Regions from separate parts of the Homo sapiens genome. Here all the other regions are linked to region 3. A link is a loop called in an ENCODE intact Hi-C map of the cell type or tissue named here. Cell type or tissue: uterus. All regions are shown on one strand. Region 1 overlaps ONECUT3 (one cut homeobox 3). Region 2 has its middle 22 kb from the start of MEX3D. Region 3 holds the start of LOC100288123 (a long non-coding RNA gene).

Region 1 (8,000 bases), 59 kb after region 3:
TGGAAAGATGGCAAAGGAAATCCTGAAGGGTGAACAGTGTACCAGGGAGCCTTTTATGTGTGAAAGGAGAGACAAGAACCTATGTTTATATTTTATCTGCATAAAGAAACATGGAAGGAAATGCAAAAAACTGAATTGACCTCTCACCTCTTTGGCACTCGGCCACCCTATGAGGATTACAGGAGAGGACCCAGTCCTCCATTCTTTCAAAGGGAAAGCTGAGTCAAAACTCAACCGGGGCCTTGAAATTCCAAGGGAGGCCCTTCTCGCTCACCTGTTGTAATGTTTAATTCATTCACTCACTCATTTATTCATTCACTTAGCAATTTACTCACAAATTTATCCTACATTTACAGTAGGGACAGAAATACAAATGCTCCTCAGAAAGCTCACAAGAGCTTTGTGTCAAGAGCTTTATATGTATCTGGTCACTCAATTCTTAACAATAATTCTTGTTTTGTTTTGAGACAGGGTCTTGCTGTGTCGCCCAGGCTGGAGTGCAGTGGTGCAATCATGACTCACTGCATCCTTGAACTCCTGGGCTCAAGCAATCCTTCCACCTCAGCCTCCCAAGTAGGTGGGACCACGGGTGCACATCACCACATCTGGCTAATTAAAAAACAAAAAACAAAAAACCCCCACAAACATATATATATGTTTTTTGTTTGTTTGTAGAAATGTGGTCTCACTATGTTGTCCAGGCTGGTCTCTAACTCCTGGGTTCAAGCAATCCTCTAGCTTCAGCTTCCCAAAGTGCTGGGGTTACAGGCATGAATCACAGTACCCAGCCTCAATCCTTACAATAATTCTACAAGGCAGGGGGTTTTCTCCTTATTTACTCAGAGAATGTGAGCCACCCCTCAGGCTTGCCCAGCCAGTCCCAATAGGGCAGCCCAGAAAACAGAGTCCACTGGCCTAGATGGGGGAGGGAGGTAGGATGCATATCGTCCCTTTCCCACCCCACCTCCCAGGCTCCAATCTGGTGCCTAATGGGGACCCCAGAGGCAGAGGCTGGGGGAGGGGCCGGGCCAGGCAGAGTCTGAAAAAACTTCCCGTTTTGTCGATTGCAGCAAAAAGAGGCTCTGCTGCCCCCCTTCCCGGCGTTCAATCTAATTACAGCTCCTCACAGCCCAGATCGATCCAGTCGGAGCTGTTTACCGCGAGCAGCTTTGTCATTGCTCCCATCCCCCACAGCCGCTGACAGAGGTGTGAGTTGGAGTAGGGGGGCCGCCTGGATGCCCCCTCTGTGCATCCCCTACCCATCACCACCGCCACCTGACCCCCGCCAGCACCCCACCCAACATCAGGTTCACCCCCACACCAATCCTAAAGGCCACCCCTGTGCCAACCCAGAGGCCATGGTGGTTATGGACCCCTTGTGCAGAAGTGAAAACTGAGACTTGGAGAGAAGGACTGATGGGGTTCAGAGTGGGGACGGGGGTGAAGCCCTGGACTTGGCCCTGGTACCAACCACCAGCCTCATGCTGCCAGGGCCCACCATTGCCACCTCTGCCACGCGACCTCCACCAGCCTCCAATGAGGTCTCCACCTCCGTCCTCTCCTCCACCATCACTCCTGCACCACCAATGTCAGTGCTATCCCATCACACCCTCCATATCACCTCCAACTCCAGCACCTCCTCCTCCTCCACCACCTCCAGCACCTCCACCTCCTCCTTCATCACCTCTTCCTTCACCACCTCCACCTCCATCACCTCCACCTCCAGCACCTCTTCCTTCACCACCTCCACCGCCACGACCTCCACCTCCATCTCCATCACCTCCACCTCCAGCATCTCCTCCTCCATCACCTCCACCTCCACTTCCACCACCTCCACCTCCAGCAACTCCACCACCTCCACCGTCACCTCCACCTCCACTTCCACCTCCACCACCTCCACCATCACCTCCACCTCCACTTCCACCTCCATTACCTCCACCTCCAGCACCTCTACCTCTACCTCCTCCACCTTCACCTCCACCACCTCCACCTCCACCACCTCCACCTCCACCACCTCCACCTCTACCTCCGCCACCTCCTCCATCGTCTCCACCTTCCACCCCCATCACCACCTCCATCACCTCCACCTTCCACCTCCCCACACCTCCTCCATGACCTTTCTTTTACTCACCCCCTTCCTCTGTTTTCTTCACCTCCCCCTGATTTCCTTCATTATCCTCATCAACACTGCTGAACCCCATCCTGGGATTCTCCTAGTATGTGGCCAGCACTGCATACTCAGCCCCTGGTTCCATCACCAGCAGCTCCCGACCTGTAGTCGGGGGGATAGAGAGTGGCCCCCAACACAGACCTTGGCCACCAAGCTGGCGGAGGAGTGGGGCGGGGCCAGGCTGTCAAGCTTGCTCTGGGACCCCAGGCGAGTCCCATTCCCTTGGAGGCCTCAGTCCCTTCCTTTGTAAAGACAGTGCGCCCCCTTCAGGCATGTCCCGGTGCAGGCCAGTCCTTCCTGGGCTCCTGAGCTCTTCCAGCCGCTTCCCTCTCCCCATCCACCACCAGCCGCCTCTCTGTCTGGCCTCCCCCGCTGGCCTCACTCACTCAGCTCCTTTGCACGACGGTTCTCTCTGCCTGGTTGCTCTTCCCCAAGTCCCCTCCCGCCCCCCTCAGCTCCTTCTAGTCTCTGCTCAGGTATCTCCTTCCCTGCGAGGCTACCCCAACACCCCTTGTCTAATCCCACAACTCTCCCTGTCACCCCTGCCACACCCCTTCTTTTTACAACAATTCACCTGCTCTGTCCAGGGGCCCCATTGAGTGAGGGTTTGGGTCCTGACAGGATGCCCACTCCATGCAGCCAGCCCTGCACCTCCTCCAGGACCCTGGGGACTGAGGCCCTGATTCCAGGAGCAATCACCCCCGAGAGGCTCTGATCTGAGGACTCCAGGTACACCACCCATCCCATCTCCCCAACGGTTATCAGTCTTTTTGGAATCTAAGGATGAGGAGGATCTGGGGCTGGTTCCTGGGGGTCCCCGGGGCCCTGGGAGGAGATCAGAGATCAACTAGAAGAGACGGAGACCCCATGCCCACATCTGAGCCCATGCACAGGGAGCCCGGCAAACGCAGTCATGGTGGCTTTACTGTAGCATCCAGCCTCCCGCCCCAGGGCACCGTCCTGGGCCTGCGCCGCCGCCCCCAGCATCAACAAGGGTCGTTTTCTTTTCTGGGCAGGTGGGATCAGGAAATCTCTGGGCGGGGAGGTCCCGGGGATGTGGCCGCCCCTTCGCTCAGTTATCCCTGCTGTTCCCGCTGTGTCCAGCAGAGGGCAGCCGTCCCCGCCCCAACCCAGGAAAGGGCGGGGGCTGTAGGCTGTGTCTCATGCGGGGGAAAGGGGGCTGGACTGGGGGGAGACCCTCAAGTTCCGGATGAAGGCGTTTCCTGCAGACCCCTTGGGATTTGGCCCACACACACCAGCTCTATCCCACTTCCTGCCTTTCTAAAAGTTGCTGGGGACAGCCAACCACCCCGGGGCCCAAGAGGGTGGTCTGACCTGCTGCCCTCTTGGGCCCTGCCTGGTGTTGGACCATCTTAGCCTCAGTTTCCCCAACTGTAAGATGGTCTTGATCATGGTTGGGCTGTGGGGAAGGGTCTAGCCAGAAAAGTCCTGAATGAATACGGCAGGGCTAACAAGAGGCTCCCAGCTCCCATCTGGGGGTCCCTGAGAGGAGCTGGGCTCTGGGCGACACTTGCCTTCCAACCACGAAGTTTCCCCCTCCCTCAAGGAAGGCCTTGAGCCTCAGGTTTTCTCTCAGGATCTTCCTGGAGAGGGGAGAAATGGAGAAACTGGGGCCAAGAGTAGAAAGTTGGGTCACTCCAGCCAGAGAACTCCTACACATTCCTCAACGCCCAGGAGCAATGGCCTCTCCCCAGGAAGTCCCTCCCTCCCCCCGCAGCGGAGCCCGGGGCCCCTCCTCTGGGACTCCCAGGGGCCACTGTTCCTCCTTTTAGCCTCGTGGGGCCTGAGATCTTTCTGTGGCCCAGCACAGAGCGGAGGTATAGCAGTGGCTGAGTGAGTGTGCAGTGACTAACATGTTCCTGGGTTGTCCTACACGAGGGTGGTGGAGCATGGGGGGGGGGTCTCAGCCCAGCCTGCAAGACCCTGCTGCGGAAGACCAGTAGCCACTGCCCTGGAGCGCCGGGTGGGACAGTGGGGCTCCCCGAGTGCCCTCAGCAGGAAGCCAGTAGCTGAGTAGGGGCCCTGAATTCAGTCATTGCTGCAACCCAAGCTGGGGCCCACCTGTCAACCCCCATCACCCTCCAAGAGGGGACCATCCCCTCTCCTCCTCCTCACCCCTCCTTTTCCACTCACCCTCCCTCCCTCTCCCCTCTCTGCTCTTTTCTTTTCCTCCCTTTCCTTCCCTCCCTCTCTTTACCTCCCTCCCCTCTTCCCCTTCCTTCCCTCACTTCCCTTCCTTCCCTCTCCCCCTCCTCCTCCTTCTCTCCCCCTTCATCCTCCCCTTCATCCAGAGGCCTTTGGAGGGGCTGGGCTTGTAACAGGGAGGGCTTCAGGATGCAGCATCCGCCTCGCCCCTGAAGGCGGGCCCGTGGGTGCCTCTGCGCGCGCCTGACGTTGGCCGCGTGCGGGCTGAGGGTGCCAGCCTCCGTCCACCATCGGGTGTGCCCGCGTGGGGCTGCCTGAGGCTTCCCAAATGTCCCGGCGGGGTGGAGGGCGAAGTCTGAGCGAGGTGCTGTGGGTGGGTGGGTGGCGCCTGCACGGGCGCTCAACCACGATGGGGGTCGGCAGCCTTGCACATCCAAACCCCACCCAAGTGAGAAGCTAAGAAACCTGTGACCGTTAGGAAAGCTGTTCCAGTTCTGGGCGGGAAAACCGGCATCAGCTTGTGGGGCCTTGGACGGGCGGTGGATGAGGCAACGGATCTTGGTGTGACATCCCTGTGTGGGATGCAGCTGGCTCGCGGTGTGGACGTGAGACGTGAGAGCTGTAGGGTGTGCAGGGTCTTGGGGTGAGTCTGGGTGTCACCCCGCAGAAGCCTGCGGTGTGGGTTACGCATCCATGTCCGCCCAGCCCCAGGGTGGGCTCCTCTCTGCCTCCCCCTGCTCCCCTCACCACTGCAGCCATGGGGACGCGGGTGGGCTCTGCGGGCCGAGTGGCCTTGAACGCGCACCCTGGCCTCTCTGGACATCAGGTTCCTGGTTTATCAAGTGGACGCAGTGACCCAGAGCCCTGTGTCCCCACCGGGCCGCAGTCCCGAGAGTCACGAAGGAATGAACGCCGAAGCACGGACCTGCAACCGACTCATCCATTCACCATTCAGGGAGCAGCTGCTGCGTGAGGCCAGAGAGAGGCAGCTCCAGGAGCTGGCCTCCACTCACAGTCACAGGACAGCGTGAAGCGGCGGCTGCCTGGGACTCTGTTCCCCAATGAGGAGGCCAGCTCCGCTCTGAGTCCAGGAAAGGGGGAGAGAGGACGCCTTTGGGTGGGTACTGGAGGGGAGGCGCGGGCTCCACTGGGCTCTCTGAGGCCTTCGAGTGGATACACTGCTGGCTGGGAGGGAGGATGGACCAGAAGACCAGGCCCAGGCTTCGGGACAGCTGGAGGGAAGGTCCCTGAATCCCAGTGGACGCCAGCAGTGCTGGGGGCGGCACGGCAGGAGAGACACAAGCCAGGGTGGCACCAGGACGGGAGGGATGTGGAGGCTCCTGGGGGGTCCCCAAGGTCCAGGGAGGAGATCAAAGAGCAACTAGAGGAGATGGAGACCAGCTGGGCAATGCCCAAGGGAGAAGAAGACGCCCCAGGATGCAGCAATGGGCGATTCAAGTGACCATCCCATGTCCCTCTGTGCCCGACAGTCTGTACAGTGCCCCAAACCACCAAGCCACGTGAGTCTACCCCGCTGTGTGCCCGTCCTCCCTGTGTCCTGGAGCTGGAGATCCCCTCCCTCAGCCACCTCTGGCTTCAGGGAGCAGACAATTCAATATGGAGCCCGGTCTCCGGCTGGGATGATGACCGGTTTCCTTGGCGACGCGTCCTGTCCCCGCCACCAGCTGCCCTGCCCCAGATGTGGGTTGTACTGATGCCCCCCACCCCCATGCTGGTGTCTTGTCCCCCCTGCGCATCCCCCCCCCGTGGCCTCTCCAGACTCGAGTCAGTGGGTGACTTGCCCAAGGTCACATGTCCAGTTACTGTGGGGGGCCCGGGTCACATACCTACACCCTCTGTCTACACCCTGCACCCCTCGGGGAGCTGGAAAATTGATTCCCATGGGTGGGAGGCAGTGGAACCTTCTCCAAGGAGATGGGGCTGAGTCATGCCCCAGGCGTGGACCCCCAGAGGCCTCCCCAGCCCCTCATCTGGCCCCACTCTGTTCCCACTACCCCTCCACTCTGGGTGGCTTACCCTCCCCATGCCTGCCCTGCCCACATCTCACGCGGAGCCCACCTTGGCCTCAGCAGGCGCCCAGCCTCCCTCTTGTCCCCACCCCTCTCCCTCCAGCTTTCCCCGCCAGCCTCCCCTGATGGGATTTTAATGACTGCATTTTCAAATTAGTTCTGAGCCTTCAAAGACTTAACCGGGAAACGCATTTCCACTTGGACTCTCGGGCTGTCCCTCCCTCGTGGCTCCATCTGGAGGCTGGGCCGCCATGGGGTGGGGGCATGGGGGTGTCAGGGGGCACCTCTCACCCTCGGACATTCAGCTACAGAGACCCACCCCATTCAGGCACCCTCAAACAGGAGCAAAGCCAGTGGGCAAACACACGCACGCACAAGGCGTTGATTTTTAAAAAAAATGTTACGGAGACACAGCGCCTGCAGTGGGAAATGGATTTGAAAAAGATGACAGGAAAGGAATCAGTGATAAGAAGCGGCTGAAGCGGCCACCCAGAAAGGGGCTGGGGAGGCTGACCCAGCGTTTCAATTATTGGGAAATTAATCCACAGATAAACTCACACTCGTAAAATGATCCGCCCCGGACGTATTCATTGCAGCCGCTATGGTGACCGCGAACGATTGGAAACAGCCTAAATGTCAGCGGGGCGGGGAAGTGGTTCAGGAAAACCTGAAACCACCGCCGAGTCAGAGAGTACTAGGCGGCCGGCAAAAATGACCAGGATGCGCGCTTCACGGATCTGAGCCGGGGGGAAGAATCTCGGAGCATCTGAAGCTCCCCTTTCTGTTAAAAAAAAAAAAAAAACAAAAAAGGGAAATAAAAAGAATTTATCCCTGGAGCGCAGCCTTTTGCAAGAAGGAGAAATACAGACTGTGATTTGCAGAAGGGAGGGCAATGGAAGCCACCTCATCTTGCATTGAAATTCGGAAACTGGCGAATGCGTTAACTATTGTAAAATCATGTCGATTTATTTATTTGTTTATCATTTTTTGAGACAGGGTCAGCCTGTGTTGCCCAGGCTGGAATGAAGTGACGCAGTCATGTCTCACTGCAGCCTCGACCTCCCTTGCTCAAGAGATCCTCCTGGCTCAGCCTCCTGAGTAGCCGGGGCCACAGATGTACACCACCACATCTGGCTAATTTTTTTTTTTTTTTTTTTTTTTTTTTTTTGAGATGGAGTCTCACTCTGTCACCCAGGCTGCCGGAGTGCAATGGTGCAATCTCGGCTCACTGCAACCTCTGCCTCCTGGGTTCAAGCGATTCTCCTGTCGCAGCCTCCGGAGTAGCTGGGATTGCAGGCATGTGCCACCACGCCCGGCTAATTTTTGTATTTTTAGTAGACATGGGGTTTCGCCGTGTTGGCCAGGCTGGTCTCGAACTCCTGGCCTCAGATGATCTACCCACCTCGGCCTCCCAAAGTGCTGAGATTACAGGCGTGAGCCACCGCACCCGGCCACATCTGGCTAATTTAAAAACATTTTTATAGAGATGCGGTCTCCCTATTGCCCAGGCTGGTCTGGAACTCCTGGCCTCAAGAGATCCTCTTGCCTTGGCCTCCCAAAGTGCTGGGACTACAGGTTTGAGCCTCCCCGCCGGGCCAAAAGAATGTAGAATATTTTAGGGAACCAGGGAGCAA
Region 2 (8,000 bases), 280 kb after region 3:
GGTGGGTGAATTGGATGGATGAATGGGTGGTTGGATGGGGGATAGGTGTGGGTGGGTAGACGAATGGATGGATGGATGGGTGGGTGGGTGGATGGATGGATGGATGGATGATTAGATGGGTAGGTGGATGGATGTGTTGCTGGGTGGGTGGGTGGGTGGGTGGTTAAATGGATGGATGGGTGGGTGGGTGAATGGATGGGTGGGTGGATGGATGGGTGGATGAGTGGACAAGTAGATGGGTGGGTGGATGGATGGGAGGGTGGGTGGATGGATGGATGGATGGATGGATGGATGGATGGGTGGATGGATGGATGGGTGGATGGGGGGGTAGATGGATGGGAGGGTGGGTAAATGGATGAGTGGATGAGTGGATGAATGGATGGATGGATGGATGGATGGATGGATGGATGGATGGATGGGTGAGTGGGTGGGTGGGTGAATTGATGGATGGAGGAATGGGTGGTTGGATGGGGGGATGGGGGAGTGGGTGGACGAATGGATGGATGGATGGGTGGGTAGGTGAATGGATGGGTGGGTGGATGGATGGGTGGATGGGTGGACAAGTGCATGGGTGAGTAGGTGAATGGATGGGTGGGTGGATGGATGGGTGGATGGGTGGACAAGTGCATGGGTGAGTGGATGGATGGGAGGGTGGGTAAATGGATGGATGGATGGATGGATGGATGGATGAAGGGATGAGTGGGTGCATGGTTGGAGATGGATGGATGGGTGGGTGGATGCTTGGATGGTTGGATGGATGGACGGATGGATGGATGCGTGGATGGATGGGTGGGTGGATCGTTGGATGGATGAATGGATGGGTGGATGGGTGAACAGGTGGATGAGTGGGTGGGTGGATGAGTGGGTGGATGGTTGGATGGGTGGATGGGTGGGTGGATGCTTGGATGGATGGATGGGTGGATGGGTGGACAGGAAGGGGGATGGGTGGATGGATGGGTGAATCAGGAGTTCAGAGGAGAGAGAGATTAATTCTGCCCAGTGAATTCTGCTTGGGGATGCTGCAGAAGGCTAGACAGGGCTGGTTGGATGTGGGGGTCAAAGGGAGACAGTATGGCAAAGGTGTGGAGGTGGGATGACAGGGCACACGCAGGGAACAAAGAGTAATCAGAGAACAGGTGAAAATAACGGGAGATGATTTCAGAAAGTGAATTGGGATATGGTCTTTGGTTTCTTCAGTCTCACTCACCCCCTGCACAGAACTGTGATGGGAGCCCCTGTTTTTGCTGCAGTCTAACTACCTCACCCCTAAAAAAAAAAAAACCAAACCAGCATGTGCTGGACTTCACCAGCCAACAGAATTTAAGTCTAAATTTAAATGTAATTACCCTCAGGTGGCTGCTGGCTCCTGTGTTGGAGCTTTCTAGAATCTTCTAGAATGTTCTAGCCCAGCGTTGTTCAATAGAACTTTCTACAATGATGAAAACGATTATGGGAATGGTCTAAATCTGCACTGTGTGATACAAAGCCACCAGCTGTGCATGATTTGTCACCTGAAATGCGAGGACAACTGGGAAGCTGAATTTTTTATTCTACTAAGCTTGAATTTTATTTATTTATTTATTTATTTATTTATTTGAGACAGGTTATTGCTCTGTCACCCAGGTTGGAGTGCACTGGCTTGATCACGGCTCACTGCAACCTCCACCTCCCGGGGCTAAAGCGATTCTCCTGCCTCAGCCTCCTGAGTAGCTGGGATTACAGGCACCTGCCACCACGCCCGGCTAGTTTTTGTATTTTTAGTAGAGACGGGGTTTTACCATGTTGGCCAGGCTAGTTTCGAACTCCTGACCTCAGGTGATCCACCCACCTCAGCCTCCCAAAGTGCTGGGATCACAGGCGTGAGCCACTGAGACTGGCCTTTTTTTTTTTTTTTTTTTTTTTTTTCTTGAGACAGAGTCTTGCTCTGTCACCCAGGCTGGAGTGCAGTGGCACAGTCTCAGCTCACTGCAACCTCCACCTCTTGGGTTCCAGCGATTCTCCTGCTTCAGCCTCCTGAGTAGCTGGAATTACAGGCATGTGCCACTGTGCCTGGCTAATTTTTTGTGTTTTTAATAGAGACGAGGTCTCACCATGTTTCCCAGACTGGTCTCCAACTCCTGAGCTCAAACGATCCACTTGCCTTGGCCTCCCAAAATGCTGTGATTATAGGTGTGAGCCACCTGGCCTGGCCTTATTTTTTAAGAGTCAGGGTCTTGGGCCGGGTGTGGTGGCTCACGCCTGTAATCCCAGCACTTTGGGAGGCCAAGGCGGGCAGATCACGAGGTCAGGCGATCGAGACCATCCTGGCTAACACGGCGAAACCCCGTCTCTACTAAAAAATTCAAAAAATTAGCCGGGCGTGGTGGCGGGCGCCTGTAGTCCCAGCTACTCGGGAGGCTGAGTCAGGAGACTGGCATGAACCGGGGAGGCGGAGCTTGCAGTGAGCCGAGATCGCCCCACTGCACTCCAGCCTGGGCAACGCCAGGTTCTGGGACCAATGGACACACATCTCACCAAAGACCAACCAGGGAAGAGGAGGCAGGGGTGCCAGCGTGCCCAGAGGCAGTGGGAGGAGAGGAGGGGGGACAGAGGTCCTGAGGAGGTTTGGCTCTGGGTCCCCACCCAAATCTCATCTCGGTTGTAATCTCCATGGTCCCCACGTGTGGAGAGAGGGAGCAGGTGGGAGGTGATTGGATCATGGGGGCGGTTCCCTCGTGCTGCTCTCTGATAGTGAGTGAGATCTCACGAGATCTGATGGTTTTATAAGGCAGTTTTCCCTGCTCTTCCTTCCTCTCTTTTCGCCTGAGTCAGGTAAGACACGCTTGTTTCCCCCTGCACCGTGATTGTAAGTTTGCTGAGGCCTCCCCAGCCATGCAGAACTGTGAGTCCAGGAACCTCCTTTGTTTATAAATTACCCAGCCTTGGCGGGGCGCGGTGGCTCCCGCCTAGAATCCCAGCACTTTCAGAGGCCGAGGTGGGAGGATCAATGAGGCCAGGAGTTCGAGACGGTGAAACCCCATCTCTACTAAAACAAAAAATTAGCTGGGCGTGGTGGCGGGCGCCTGTAGTCCCAGCTACTCGGGAGGCTGAGGCAGGAGAATGGCGTGAACCCGGGAGGCGGAGCTTGCAGTGAGCCGAGATCGCGCCACTGCACTCCAGCCTGGGCGGCAGAGAGAGACTCCGTCTCAAAAATAAAAAGATAAATAAATAAAAATAAAAGAAAAAATAGTTTGCTGAGAATGCACATGTACCCTAGAACTTAGAGTATAATAAATATATATATGATAAAATAAAAAAAATAAAAAACAATACATTACCGAGGCTCAGTAGTATCCTCCTGCCTTGGCCTACTGAAGTGCCGGGATTACAGGTGTGAGCTCCTGCATCAGGCTTCTCAGTGAGAGTTATAAGCCAGAGACCTCCATTCTTGTGGTCCCTGAATTACTGGGCGGCGGTGGGGGTTGGGGAGGACGGTTTGGGGAACACAGACGGGAATTAATTCCATAGGTGTTTATTATAATTGATTGAGCGCCTTATTGCCAAAGCCCACAGTGGGTAGGCTGTCTCGGCTGGGCGTGGTGGCTCACGCCTGTCATCCCAGCGCTTTGGGAGGCCGAGGTAGATGGATCACATGAAGTCCTAAGTTCGAGACCTGCCTAACATGGCGAAGCCGTCTCTACTAAAAATACAAAAATTAGCCGGATGTGGTGGTGCATGTCTGTAATCCTAGCTACTCTGGAGGCTGAGGCAGGAGAGTCGCTTGAACCCAGGAGGTTGAGGTGAGCTGAGATCACGCCATTGCACTCCAGCCTGAGCAACGAGAAACTCTGTCTCCAAAAAAAAGGGGGCCCTCGCTCCTACCCCACTGCCTCCCCGACTCCATCGCGACCCCAACTCCTTCCCCATTTCGACCCCACAGCCGCCAGGCTGGACCAGAACGGCACGTTCTCTGTCGCCACCGTGTGGCCAGCGCCGCACATGACACCCTGCCCCTCCCCGCCCCGACATCGGAGCTCTGAACCCCCGGGAAATTCCCGGGAGATTTGTCCAAAGTGGAGACACAGGTCCCTTCGCTCGTGGCTGCGAGCTTCCCCCGCGCACAAACGGGCGCACCTGTTTCCCCGTTTTCCTGCCGCTGGCCGACCCTCGCCCAGTAGTTCAGCGCTAGTACGCAGTGGGGGCTCATTAAATATTTGCTGATTGGCCGGGCGCAGTGGCTCACACCTGTAATCCCAGCACTTTGGGAGGCCGAGGCGGGCGGATCACCTGAGGTCGGGAGTTCGAGACCAGCCTGGCCAACATGGTGAAACCCCGTCTCTACTAAAAATACAAAAATTAGCCGGGTGTGGTGGCGCACACCTGTAATCCCAGCTATTCGGGAGGCTGAGGTAGGAGACTCGCTTGAACCCGGGAGGTGAAGGTTGCAGTGGGCCGAGATCATGCTACTACACTCCAGCCTGGGCGACAAGAGGGAAGGTCCATCTCAAACAACAACAACAACAACGAAATTGATGATTGCATGGATGACTGGCAGGGGACACAGAAATGTGTTCTTCCTTTATGCAAAACAGATCCAGTCTCGCCCAGTGTTAGGGGCGACAGAGAGATACCTGGACACCCCACACCACCCAGAGAGTTTTACCACTACCCTTTCAAGGGCAGAAAAGACTCCACTTTCTTGGCTTTTTTCTTTTTTTCTCTTTTTATTTTTTGAGACAGAGGCTTGCTCTGTCACCTAGGCTAGAGTGCAGTGGTGCGATCTCAGCTCAGTGCAACCTCTGCCTCACGGGTTCAAGCGATTCTCCTGCCTCAGCCTCCAAAGTAGCTGGGATTACAGGCACCTGCCACCATGGCCGGCTAATTTTTGTATTTTTAGTAGAGACGGGGTTTCACCATGTTGGCCAGGCTGGTCTCGAACTCCTGACCTCAGGTGATCTGCCCGTCTTGACCTCCCAAAGTGCTGGGATTACAGGCGTGAGCCACCGCTCCTGGACCATAATTTTTTTTTTTTTTTTTTTTTTGAGATGGAGTCTCGCTCTGTCACCCAGGCTGGAGTGCAGTGGCGTGATATCGGCTCACTGCAAGCTCCGCCTCCCAGGTTCACGCCATTCTCCTGCCTCAGCCTCCCGAGTAGCTGGGACTACAGGCGCCCGCCACCACGCCCGGCTAGTTTTTGTATTTTTAGTAGAGACAGGGTTTCACCGTGTTAGCCAGGATGGTCTCGAACTCCTGACCTCGTGATTCGCCCGCCTCGGCCTCCCAAAGTGCTGGGGTTACAGGAGTGAGCCACCGCACCCAGCCCTCATAATTTTTTAATTGAAAATTTTATTGAAATAATTGTCAATTCATATGCAGTTGCAAGAGGAGGGAGGATCTCATGAGCACAGGACGACAGGAATTCTTCTAGGTTGCATTGAGCTGTGATCCTGCTACTGCACTCCAGTCTGGGTGACGGAACAAGACCCTGTCTCAGAAAGAAAGGAGGGAAGGGCCGAGTGCTGTGGCTCATGCCTGTAATCCCAGCATTTTGGGAGGCCAAGGCAGGTGGATCACCTGAGGTCAGGAGTGCGAGACCAGGCTGGCCAACATGGGGAACCTCCTCTTTACCAAAAATACAACAACAACAAAAAATTAGCCGGGCGTGGTGGCGGGCACCTGTAGTCCCAGCTACTCGGGAGGCTGAGGCAGGAGACTCGTTTGAACCTGGGAGGCGGTGGTTGCACTGAGCCTAGAACACACCACTGCACTCTCGCCTGGGCAACAGAGTGAGACTCCATCTCAAAACAAAAACAAAACAAAACAAAACAAAACAAAAACGGGTGTGGTGGCTCACGCCTGTAATCACAGCACTTTGAGAGTCCAAGGCAGGTGAATCACGAGGTCAGGAGTTCGACAGCAGCCTGGCCAACATAGTGGAACCCCATCTCTACTAAAAATACAAAAATTAGTCGGGCGTGGTGGTGGGCGCCTGTAATCCCAGCTACTCCGGAGGCTGAGGCAGGAGAATCGCTTGAACCCCAGAGGCTGCAGTGAGCTGAGATCACAAAATTGCACTCCAGCCTGGGGTGCATTAAGGACACTCCATCTCTAAAAAACATATAAGTAAGATTTCACATGGATACAATCCATCAATCTTACTCAGGATTCCTCAGTTTAACTTGTGATCGTGTGTGTGAGTGTGTGAGATGTCTTTAGTCTCCTATAATTTGCTGGCCTGGGTAGATTCGTGTATCCACCATCATGACATGGAGCATTTCCATCACCATCAGGATCTCTTGCTGTTTGTGCACCCTCCCCGCACCCTCATCCCTAACCCTAATTCCATTTCTAAAATGTTACATAAACTTTTTTTGTTCTTTACACAGGGTCTTGCTCTGTTGCCCAGGCTGGACTCCAGTGGTGCAACTACAGCTCACTGCAACCTACATGAACTCCTGGGTTCAAGGCATCCTCCTGCCTCAGTCGCCCAAGCAGCTAGGACTACAGGTGTGCATCATCATCCTTGGCTTATTTATTTATTTATTTATTTATTTATTTTGAGACGTAGTCTTGCTCTGTCGCCCAGGCTGGGGTGCGGTGGCGCCATCTCGGCTCACTGCAAGCTCCGTCTCCCCGGGTTCACGCCATTCTCCTGCCTCAGCCTCCCGAGTAGCTGGGACGACAGGCACCCGCCACCACGCCCGGCTAATTTTTTGTATTTTTAGTAGAGACAGGGTTTCACCGTGTTAGCCAGGATGGTCTCGATCTCCTGACCTCCTGATCCGCCCGCCTCGGCCTCCCAAAGTGCTGGGATTATAGGCGTGAGCCACCGCGCCTGGCCTTAATTTTCTAATTTTTTATAGAGATGGGGTCTCACTATGTTCCCCAGGGTGGTCTGGAACTCCTGGGCTCAGGTGATCCTCCCACCTCAGCCAACTGAGTAGCTGGGACCACAGGCACACCCCACTATGCCCGGCTAATTTTTTTTTTTTTTTTTTTTTCCCGAGACGGAGTCTCACTCTGTCACCCAGGCTGGAGTGCAGTGGCGTGATCTAGGCTCACTGCAACCTCCGCCTCCGTGGTGAAAGTGATTCTCCTCCCTCAGCTCCCCGAGTAGCTGGGACTACAGGCGCCCGCCACCACGCCCGGCTAATTTTTGTATTTTTAGTAGAGATGGGGTTTCACCATGTTGGCCAGGCTGGTCTCGATCTCTTGACCTTGTGACCCGGCTGCCTCGACCTCCTTAAGTGCGGGGATTACAGGCGTGGGCCACCGCGCCCGGCCGGGACAGGCTTTTTTCACTCAGCGTAATTCTCTGGAGTCATCAGGAGTTTGAAAACTCCCCGTGGGACCCAGGTTGACCTACCTACCAGCACCCCATTTTTTCATAGATTGAGAACCAGCGCCTCAGTGTCCCCATCTGTATAGTGGGAGAGAAAAGGTCCCTGCTCCCGGGGCCTTGCCAAGGTGCAAGGAAGCTTTATGACGTCACACACAGTTACCACGGGCAACAGCCAATCCTGCTGGCCCCAGAGGTAGCCGCCCTTGGTCCCGCCCACGCCTTGCTTGCTTGCTGGTGATTGGAGGACGCATGATGTCACGTGCTCCCATAGACCAATGAGGAGGTGGTCTGGAGGCTGGGTTCAGCTGTAGCCTCAGCGTGGGAAAAAGGGTAAAACGGAACTTTGGGGCCGGGCGCTGGGGCTCACGCCTGTAATACCAGCACTTTGGGAGGCCGAGGCGGGTGGATCCCCTGAGGTCGGGAGTTCGAGACCAGCCTGGCCAACATGGTGAAACCCCGTCTCTACTAAAAGTAGAAAATTTATCCGGGCATGATGACGCCTGTAGTACCAGCTACTTGGGATCCTGAGGCACGAGAAAAATCTCCTGAACCAGGGAGTCGGAAGCTGCAGTGAGCCGAGAGCACGCCACTGCACTCCAGCCTGAGTGACAAGAGCGAGACTTTGTCTTAAAAAATAAAACTGAGCTTTGGAAATTCTTGCCAGGACAAGTTTTCCCTC
Region 3 (8,000 bases):
AGGTCAGGAGTTCGAGACTGGCCAACATGGTGAAACCCCATCTCTACTAAAAATACAAAAATTAGCTGGGTGTGATGGCGCACGCCTGTAATCCCAGCTACTTGGGGGGCTGAGGCAGGAGGTTTGCTTGAACTCGGGAGATAGAGGCTGCGGTGAGCCAAGATCGCACCACTATACTCCAGCTTGGGCAGCAGAGAGACTGTCTCAAAAAAAAAAAATCTTCCTGTGGATTTTGCAGGGTGGCCCATCAACTGGGCATGTCCCCATCCCCCGGCCCTGCTCAGCCACATCACCGCAGGCACACCGCCACCACACCACCGCTGGCACACTGCTGGCACACCTCCGCCACACCGCGGGCACACTGCTGGCTGGGTGGGGCCGTGTTGGCTGAGGAAGGGCTCTCCTGTGTCCACCGTCAGGCTGTGGTTGTCGGCCCAGCCCAGTCCTGCCTCAGCCCGGCACCCTGAATGCTGGGAGCTCCACACCCGCCTGCCCCGGGGAGTTCCAGCCTGTCGAGTGTCCACCCCACCATGGTCATTGTGCGCATTTCATGAGCCGTGTGAGGGAGCCTCCAGTACCCAGGGAGCTGTGTGTCACGCAGCCCAGGCCCATCCAGCGCCCATTGGTCAGGGCAAGGCGGGGCCCGGCACAGGGCCTGAGATGGCGCCATGGCCTGTACCCAGCTGGGCACCCCAGAGCCTTGGCGGGCGCCAGTGCGTGGTGGGTTTCGGAGGCAGGTCTCTTCCCTTCCCTGCAGTTTGAGACCGGGGCCGCCCCCATGCTGCGGGCTCCTCTCCGGCAGGCTGGTCACAGCTGTGCTCTCTGTTCCCTTCAGGGCTGGGTTACGACCCCTACAACCCTGAGCTGCCCAAGCCCCCCGCGCAGAGGGAGAATGGCACCCTGGGCCTGGGGGAGGAGCCGCGCCCGGATGTGCTGGAGTTGGAGCTGGTCAACCAGGCCATCGAGGCCGTGCGCAGTGAGGTGGAGCTGGAGCAGCGGCGCTACCGGGAGCTGCTGGAGACGACCCGTGAGCACCGCTCCGCCGAGGCCCCCGCCCTGGCGCCCCGCGGCCCCAACGCCAGCCCCACTGTGGGCCCGGACGAGGATGCCTTCCCACTGGCCTTCGACTACAGCCCCGGCAGCCACGGCCTATTAAGCCCTGATGCCGGCTACCAGCCCACCCCACTGGCCGCCCCTGCCGAGCCGGGCAGCAAGTACTCGCTGGCGTCCCTGGACAGGGGTCAGGGCAGAGGTGGAGGGGGTGGCGGTGCCCTGGAATACGTCCCCAAGGCTGTGAGCCAGCCCCGGCGGCACAGCCGCCCCGTTCCCAGTGGCAAGTACGTGGTGGACAACTCCAGGCCACCCACAGACCTGGAGTATGACCCTCTCTCCAACTACTCGGCCCGGCACCTCAGCAGGGCCAGCTCCCGGGATGAGCGGGCCGCCAAGCGGCCCCGGGGCTCCCGCGGCAGTGAGCCCTACACACCTGCTCCCAAGAAGCTCTGTGACCCCTTTGGCAGTTGCGATGCAAGGTTCTCAGACTCAGAAGATGAGGCCGCCACGGTCCCAGGTAACGAGCCCACCACGGCCAGCACCCCCAAAGCCAGGGCCGACCCTGAGATCAAGGCCACCGGGCAGCCACCCTCCAAAGAGGGCCTGGAGGCCGAGGGGGGCGGCCTGCGGGAGACCAAGGAGACGGCCGTGCAGTGCGACGTGGGGGACCTCCAGCCGCCCCCAGCCAAGCCCGCCTCCCCAGCCCAGGTCCAGTCCTCACAGGATGGGGGCTGCCCCAAGGAGGGAAAACCCAAGAAGAAAAAAACCGGGGCCCCACCTGCCCCCAGCTGCAAAGACGGGGCCCAGGGGAAGGACAAGACCAAGGACAAGGGCCGAGGGCGGCCTGTGGAGAAGCCCCGTGCGGACAAGAAGGGCCCGCAGGCCAGCAGCCCCCGGCGCAAGGCAGAGCGGCCGGAAGGGACCAAGAAGAAGCCATCTTCGGCCACTCCTGTGGCCACCTCAGGGAAAGGGAGGCCTGACCGGCCAGCGCGGCGGCCGAGCCCCACAAGCGGGGACTCCCGACCGGCGGCCGGCAGAGGCCCACCCCGCCCCCTCCAGCTGCCCGACAGGAAGAGCACCAAGGCCCCGTCGGGGAAGCTAGTGGAGCGGAAAGCCCGCTCACTAGACGAGGGCGCCTCCCAGGACGCCCCCAAGCTGAAGAAGCGGGCCCTGAGCCACGCCGACCTCTTTGGGGACGAGAGTGAGGACGAGGCCGCAGGGCCAGGGGTGCCGAGCGTGTGGCCCTCTGCCCTCCCCAGCCTCAGCTCGGACTCAGACTCCGACTCAGACTCCAGCCTGGGCTTCCCGGAGGCGCAGGGGCCGCCCAAGCGGCTCAAGGCCTCCCCGCCCCCCTCCCCCGCCCCATCCTCCTCCTCCTCCTCCTCCTCCTCCACCTCCAGCGCGGGGGCGGATGTGGACTACTCGGCCCTGGAGAAGGAGGTGGACTTTGACTCCGACCCCATGGAGGAGTGCCTGCGGATCTTCAACGAGTCCACCAGCGTCAAGACGGAGGACAGAGGCCGGCTGGCCCGGCAGGTGAGGCGCGCGGGTGCTGGGGCTGGGCTCGGGCAGAGGCAGAGCCGAGGGCCTGGTGAGAGACCTTCTATCTGGAGTGGTTTCCAGTTGGCTCGGAGGCACGGGGTGGAGGCAGCTCCTCAGTGCTGGTCCCTGAGCCCGTTGAAATCTCAGGAGCTCAGGAGCACCCGGGCAGCCCTGTTGCTCCTGTTGCCCCTCACCCACCCAGAGGTCACTGGCCCGTGGCCACCAGCCAGGCTTCTGTGGCCACGTGCACACGGTCTGTTCCCACTGACTGGCAGGGGGATATTGGCCCACCCACCCACCTCAGGGGAATCCACCTCCGGCACACCCTTCTAGCCCCTCTCCCCTCGCCTCCCCTTTCCTCCCTTCCCCCTCTCTTCTCCCCTCCTCCCTTCCCCCATCTCTGTCTCTTCTCTTCCAGCTCCTCTGTCTCCTCTCCTTGCCTCCTCCTCATCCCCTCCGGCTCCTTTCTCCTCCCCTCCCTCCTCCCTACTCCCAGCGTGGCGAGCTCTTGCTCTCCTGGGCCAGCCCTGGACCCCTGGGTCTCCTGGCCCCGTGTCCCCAAATTGGCCACCAGGGGGAGCTCACTCCACACAGACTGAGCCCAAGTGCTCAGCCCGCAGCAGCTGGTTCGGCCCAAGGTGGCCTCGCTTTCCCAGTGTGCTTTCATTCTGCAGCCCTGGGGTCTCCAAGCTGGGGCCCTGGGTGCCCAGGAGAGGTAGCCTTGGGCATCTGCAGAACGTGTGACACCTGCCCACCCCTCCGACTGCACCCACACAAAGCCCAGGGACTGTTGGCCCTGAGCCCTCAGCTGCTGTGCCTGGGGGCTGGACTGTTCCATTCCCCACTTGCCGGGGGCAGTTTGAGGTTGGGGTGTGTTGGTGTTGGCAGCGAGGGCAGACCTGTGCTGACGGACGGACATGTGTCTTAGCCCCCCAAGGAAGAGAAGAGTGAGGAGAAGGGGCTTTCGGGTCTGACCACTCTGTTCCCCGGGCAGAAGAGGAGGATCTCCCACCTTTCCAAGCAAGGCCAGGAGGTAAGGTCCGCAGAGGCCAGGCCAGCAGGAGCCTTTTTTTTTTTTTTTTTTAAAGACGAGGTTGGCCTGGTTTGGTGGCTCACGCCTGTAATCCCAGCACTTTGGGAGGCCAAGGCGGGTGGATCACCTGAGGCCAGGAGTTCGAGACCAGCCTGGCCAGCATGGCAAAACCCCATCTGTACTAAAAATACAAAAATTAGCTGGGCATGGTGATGGGTGCCTGTAATACCAGCTACTAGAGAGGCTGAGGCAGGAGAATCGCTTGAACTCAGGAGGCAGAGGTTACAGTGAGCCAAGATTGCACCACTGCACTCCAGCCTGGGTGATAGAGCAAGACTCTGTCTCAAAAAAAAAAAATTATAAAAAAAGGGGGTCTTGCTTTGTCACCCAGGCTGGTCTTCCAACTCCTGACCTCAAGTGATCCTCCTGCCTCGGCTTCCCAGCGTTGGGATTACAGGCGTGAGCCACTGCTCCCAGCTTCATCCCTCTGTTTTCTGTTTGTTTGTTTTTTGGTTGTTTTTTTTTTTTTTTTTTTTTTTGAGACGGAGTCTCGCTCTGTTACCCAGGCTGGAGTGCAGTGGCACGATCTCTGCTCACTGCAACTTCCGCCTCCCGGGCTTAAGTGATTTTCCTGCTTCAGCCTCCCGAGTACCTGGGATTACAGGTGCCCACCACCACACCAGGCTAATTTTTGTATCTTTAGTAGAGACGGGGTTTCACCATGTTGGCCAGACTGGTCTCGTGATCTGCCTACCTCGGCCTCCCAAAATGCTGGGATTACAAGCATGAGGCACTGCGCCCAGAGGTGGGCAGATCACGAGGTCAGGAGTTCGAGACCAGCCTGGCCAACATGGTGAAACCCCGTCTCTACTAAAGATACAAAATATTAGCTGGGCGCGGTGGCACGCACCTGTAATCCCAGCTACTCGGGAGGCTGAGGCAGGAGAATTGCTTGAACCCGGGAGGTGGAGGATTCAATGAGCCAAGATCGTGCCATTGCGCTCCAGCCTGGGCGACAAGGCAAGACTCTGTCTCAAAAAGATAAATACATAAAATGAGTTATCCATTCATAAACTTCTGATTTCTTTGGGACATTGTTCCTGTAAATCTGTGACGCTTTTTGTAAAGCATCAGTGATTTCCCCATTCGTTCTTCCACCCAAGTTTTACCATAAATTTGATGCTTAACATTTGCTTCAATTTTAGCAGAACTCCTGTTGCTCTGACTGGGGCTCTGTTCTAACTGATGTCTTACTTTTTTTTAGTGCCTCAAACTCCGTCTGGTTCAGACATGTTATGACAAGTTAGTATCAGTTTATTTTGGGGCAAAAAAACTTGAAAGCCATGCAAGTTTCGTCACAACGCACGTTTTCCATGAGCTTTTTGAAGACACCTTATCTTTGACGCTGCCCGAGTTCCAGAGGGAGCTGGCCCTGCCCCTTCCTGTTAGATTGCCACGGTGCTGGGGCGAGGGACAGAGCAGGTCAGCAGCCCCAGGGTGACCTCCCCCAGAGTGCGGCAGACGGCCTGCTGCGCCGTGTGCGGCCTGGGCCTGGGCCGGTTGTCCAGCTCTGAGCTCCAGTGTCCTCTGTAGCCCGGAGACAGTAGCGCTTGTCAGGCCCCTGTGCAGACGTGGCGAGGTAGTGCAGGACAAGCAGAGAGCCTGGCTCCGGGGTCAGCAGCCAGGAGAGTCCCAGTTGCTCCAGTCCCAGAGCCTCCCCAGAGGAGGGGCTTTGAGGAAGATTAGGCGTAGTGGGATTGGATTGGAGTGCCAGTGTAATCGGGGTAGTCCCGCCCACCCGTGCCTTATCAGGGCTGAGGACATAGCCTGGGCACCGGGAGACACTGGGAGTGGGGGAGCCTGGAGCCACATGGCATTGAGGACCACTGCCCCCTGCTGCTTCCCCCCAGTGTGCCCAGCAGCTCAGAAGGCAGCCAGGGAGGTGGTGCCTCCGGCCCCCGAGCTCCAGCCACCCTCTCCCAAGCCTGCCCGGGGTCGCCTGCTCCAGGTGCCCCCGCTGTGCTGCCAGGCCTTAGCATTTGTGGTGACGCAGGTGGAGCCCCCGAGGAGGGGTCCCGCGGTGCCCCCGGCCCGGCCCCCGACGGCGCAGGAGGTGTGCTACCTGCGGGCCCAGCAGGCGCAGAGGGCATCGGCGAGCTTGCTGCAGGCCCCCGCCAGGCTGGCAGAGAAGTCGCCCTCCGTCCACATTTCCGCCCCTGGCGAGAAGAGGAGGATCGCCCACATCCCCAACCCCCGCCTGGCTGCAGGTGAGTCCTGGCCCAGGGGGCCTGTGCCGGGGGGCCGTGGGCATGTGGGCAGGAGAGGTGGCACCCTGAGGTCTCTGAGCTCACCTGAACCACATGGTGCTTGCTCATGGGATGACTTTGGGCCCCCTCCCTGGGGCCCTCAGCCTGCCTGTCTGTGAAATGGGGACTGTTGAGGGGTGCAGGAGGCCTGGCCCAGCACCTTCCTTCCCTGACCCAGCTCCGGGGTTACTAGGAGTCCAACAGCCTGCTGGGGACTGGGCTGAACCAGGGCCTGAGCCTGTGGTTCCAGGGAATGGGGAGCCATGTCGGGGTACCTGGCATTGGGTGGGGAGCAGGCTTCTGCAGGTGTGGCTTTCTCCTGGCGTGTGAGTGGGGGGCGTGGCCTCTGATGGAAATGAGTGCTGTCTTCCCAGGAGTGGGGCTGTATTTCCTTTACTCCGAGGGGCACTTCCCCCCCAGCAGGGTCTTGTAGAAAGTCGGGCCAGGCCTCAGTGGTGGGTGGACAGGACCCTTCACGGGGGGTTGTCCTGTCTCCTGCGTCTTCACATCAGTGGTGTCTGTAGAGCGAGAAAGTATCCCTGGAGGCAGGTCACAGATGAGGGTCCCCCAGAAAGCTCCTAAAAAATGCAGGTTCTGGTCTGGAGGCTGGGAAAGGTCTGTGTGTCTGGCAAGCTCCCTGGGAGGGCATGGCTGCTGTCCGAGGACCACCCTGAGCAGCCTGCTGGTTTGGAGCCCCTGCCTCCCTGGCGCTGGCTGGAGAGCCTTAGGGCCAGCCCCGGCGATTCCCCTGCAGATCCCATGGATCCCACGGCCCTCCTTAGGGAGAGCTCTCCAGGCTACTCTGACCTCCCCTCCCCAGAGCCCCCTCACGGCTGAGACCTTAGCCCCAGGGAGGGGAAATCATTGAGTTGGGCCTATCCCAGGACCCCACACGCTTCCCGTCTGTGTCTCCGCGCTCGGGTTGTCCTGTTGCTGATCTGTGGTGGGTGCTGAGCTGTCGCAGTGCCCTTGGGGCCCGCCGCCTGAAGGGAGTCTGGCGTCCCAAGTGCTGGCAGTGCCGCAGGGCGGGCTCATCTGGCTTGGAGGACTCCTGTGGCTGCCTGGGCTCGCCCCCAGCGTGCAGCCGAGGGAGTCTGGAGGTTCTCTGTCCGTTCCTGAAGAGCAAACCCTCCACTGCAAGAGGCGCGTGCCAGCCTGGCGGGCAGCCTGCTTCCTTGCTGGGCGGCCCGCGGTAGCATGAGCAGACTCATCCTGCCTCCCTTGCACCTTCCAGGGCCAGATGGCATTTCGAGGGATGTTGCTCTGAGACTAGGGCCAGATGTCCCTGCTCACAGCTCCCCTTCCTGGGTCGGTGCCGAGCCCCCAGTCCAGAAGCCCCCCTGCCACACAGACGTACATGCCCAGGTTGCAGCTGCCCGCGTGGCCAGCCCTCCGAAGCAGCCCCTGCAGGCCTGGCCTCCTCCCTCTGGTTTGTGACTTCATCAAAGGGCAAGGCAGAACACAGAGGCCGCAGGGCAGGGCAAAGCCAATGAGCAGGTGGGGGCACCCGAGACCCTTCGGTCCTCTGTCCGGGAGCCAGGGCCTTTCCCTCAGACATCGACGCCTTGGGCTTGGGGTCAGAACACGTGGCAGAGGCCTGGACCACCCCACCGGTGACGTGTCCTCAGCGGCCTCCGCAGCCTGACCTGTGTCCTCTGCCTCGATGGACTTGCCTGAAGGCAGCTAGAGCCTGATGCCATTGCGCAGCCCCAGCCCCTCACCCTGGCCCGGCCCCCTGCACGCGGAGATGCACGTGCTGCTGGCGCTGAGCGGCCGCGGCTGCCTGGTGCTCCGCCACGTGGTGATGGGCAGCCACTCGCCCTGTGCCCACACCCCCTGTGCCCCGCCAGCCCCCACAGGTGCCAAGAGGACCCTTGCGGCCAGCGGCAGCCAGTCCTCCAACGGCCCTGAGCCAGGTGGCCAGCAGCTGAAAACACGCACATTGTCGGGGATGGCGTCCAAGACTACCACCACCATCATCCCTAAGCGAATCGCCCACAGTCCATCCTTACAGGTAGCCCCTCCCATCTCGGCCAGGACCACCACCCCCAAGACCACGCCCTGAG

The links. Hi-C counts contacts between places; a loop is a spot of excess contacts. Peaks named below come from ENCODE experiments on the same cell type or tissue, not always from the same donor. Only the 100,000 strongest peaks of a DNase experiment are listed, where the experiment ranks them.
Region 1: it touches region 3 in a loop (2.2-fold over the local background); 9 of 110 quality-filtered maps call a loop at or near these places.
Region 2: it touches region 3 in a loop (3-fold over the local background); 24 of 110 quality-filtered maps call a loop at or near these places.

Annotation. Positions count from the first base shown.
Region 1 is chr19:1,762,901-1,770,900 of GRCh38, reverse strand. The region is part of intron 1 of ONECUT3 (one cut homeobox 3); the gene reads right to left. LOC101928543 (a long non-coding RNA gene) reads left to right here. Exons shown (of 5, transcript XR_007067085.1): 5 at 1,071-1,134. Among named protein-coding and RNA genes, the nearest start is that of ONECUT3, 13 kb to the right of the region's middle. RefSeq lists enhancers at 2,589-3,283, 4,578-5,099, 7,917-8,000. In uterus, a CTCF peak has its summit at 3,258 (motif pointing right); no DNase peak of the experiment used is centred here; H3K27me3 peaks cover 6,177 bases.
Region 2 is chr19:1,542,331-1,550,330 of GRCh38, reverse strand. No RefSeq gene overlaps it. Among named protein-coding and RNA genes, the nearest start is that of MEX3D, 22 kb to the left of the region's middle. RefSeq lists a silencer at 2,624-2,824 and a cis regulatory region at 3,784-4,184. In uterus, a CTCF peak has its summit at 3,958 (motif pointing left); DNase peaks (open chromatin) are centred at 3,960 and 7,546.
Region 3 is chr19:1,821,467-1,829,466 of GRCh38, reverse strand. REXO1 (RNA exonuclease 1 homolog) reads left to right here. Exons shown (of 16, transcript NM_020695.4): 2 at 836-2,589; 3 at 3,524-3,628; 4 at 5,682-5,895; 5 at 7,785-7,948. It overlaps LOC100288123 (a long non-coding RNA gene), which reads right to left and starts at 7,378. Exons shown (of 4, transcript NR_152847.1): 1 at 6,775-7,378; 2 at 6,210-6,452; 3 at 5,751-5,844; 4 at 4,922-5,358. RefSeq lists an enhancer at 498-998 and a silencer at 2,124-2,259. In uterus, a CTCF peak has its summit at 3,151 (motif pointing right); DNase peaks (open chromatin) are centred at 2,456 and 3,166; H3K27ac peaks cover 1,387 bases.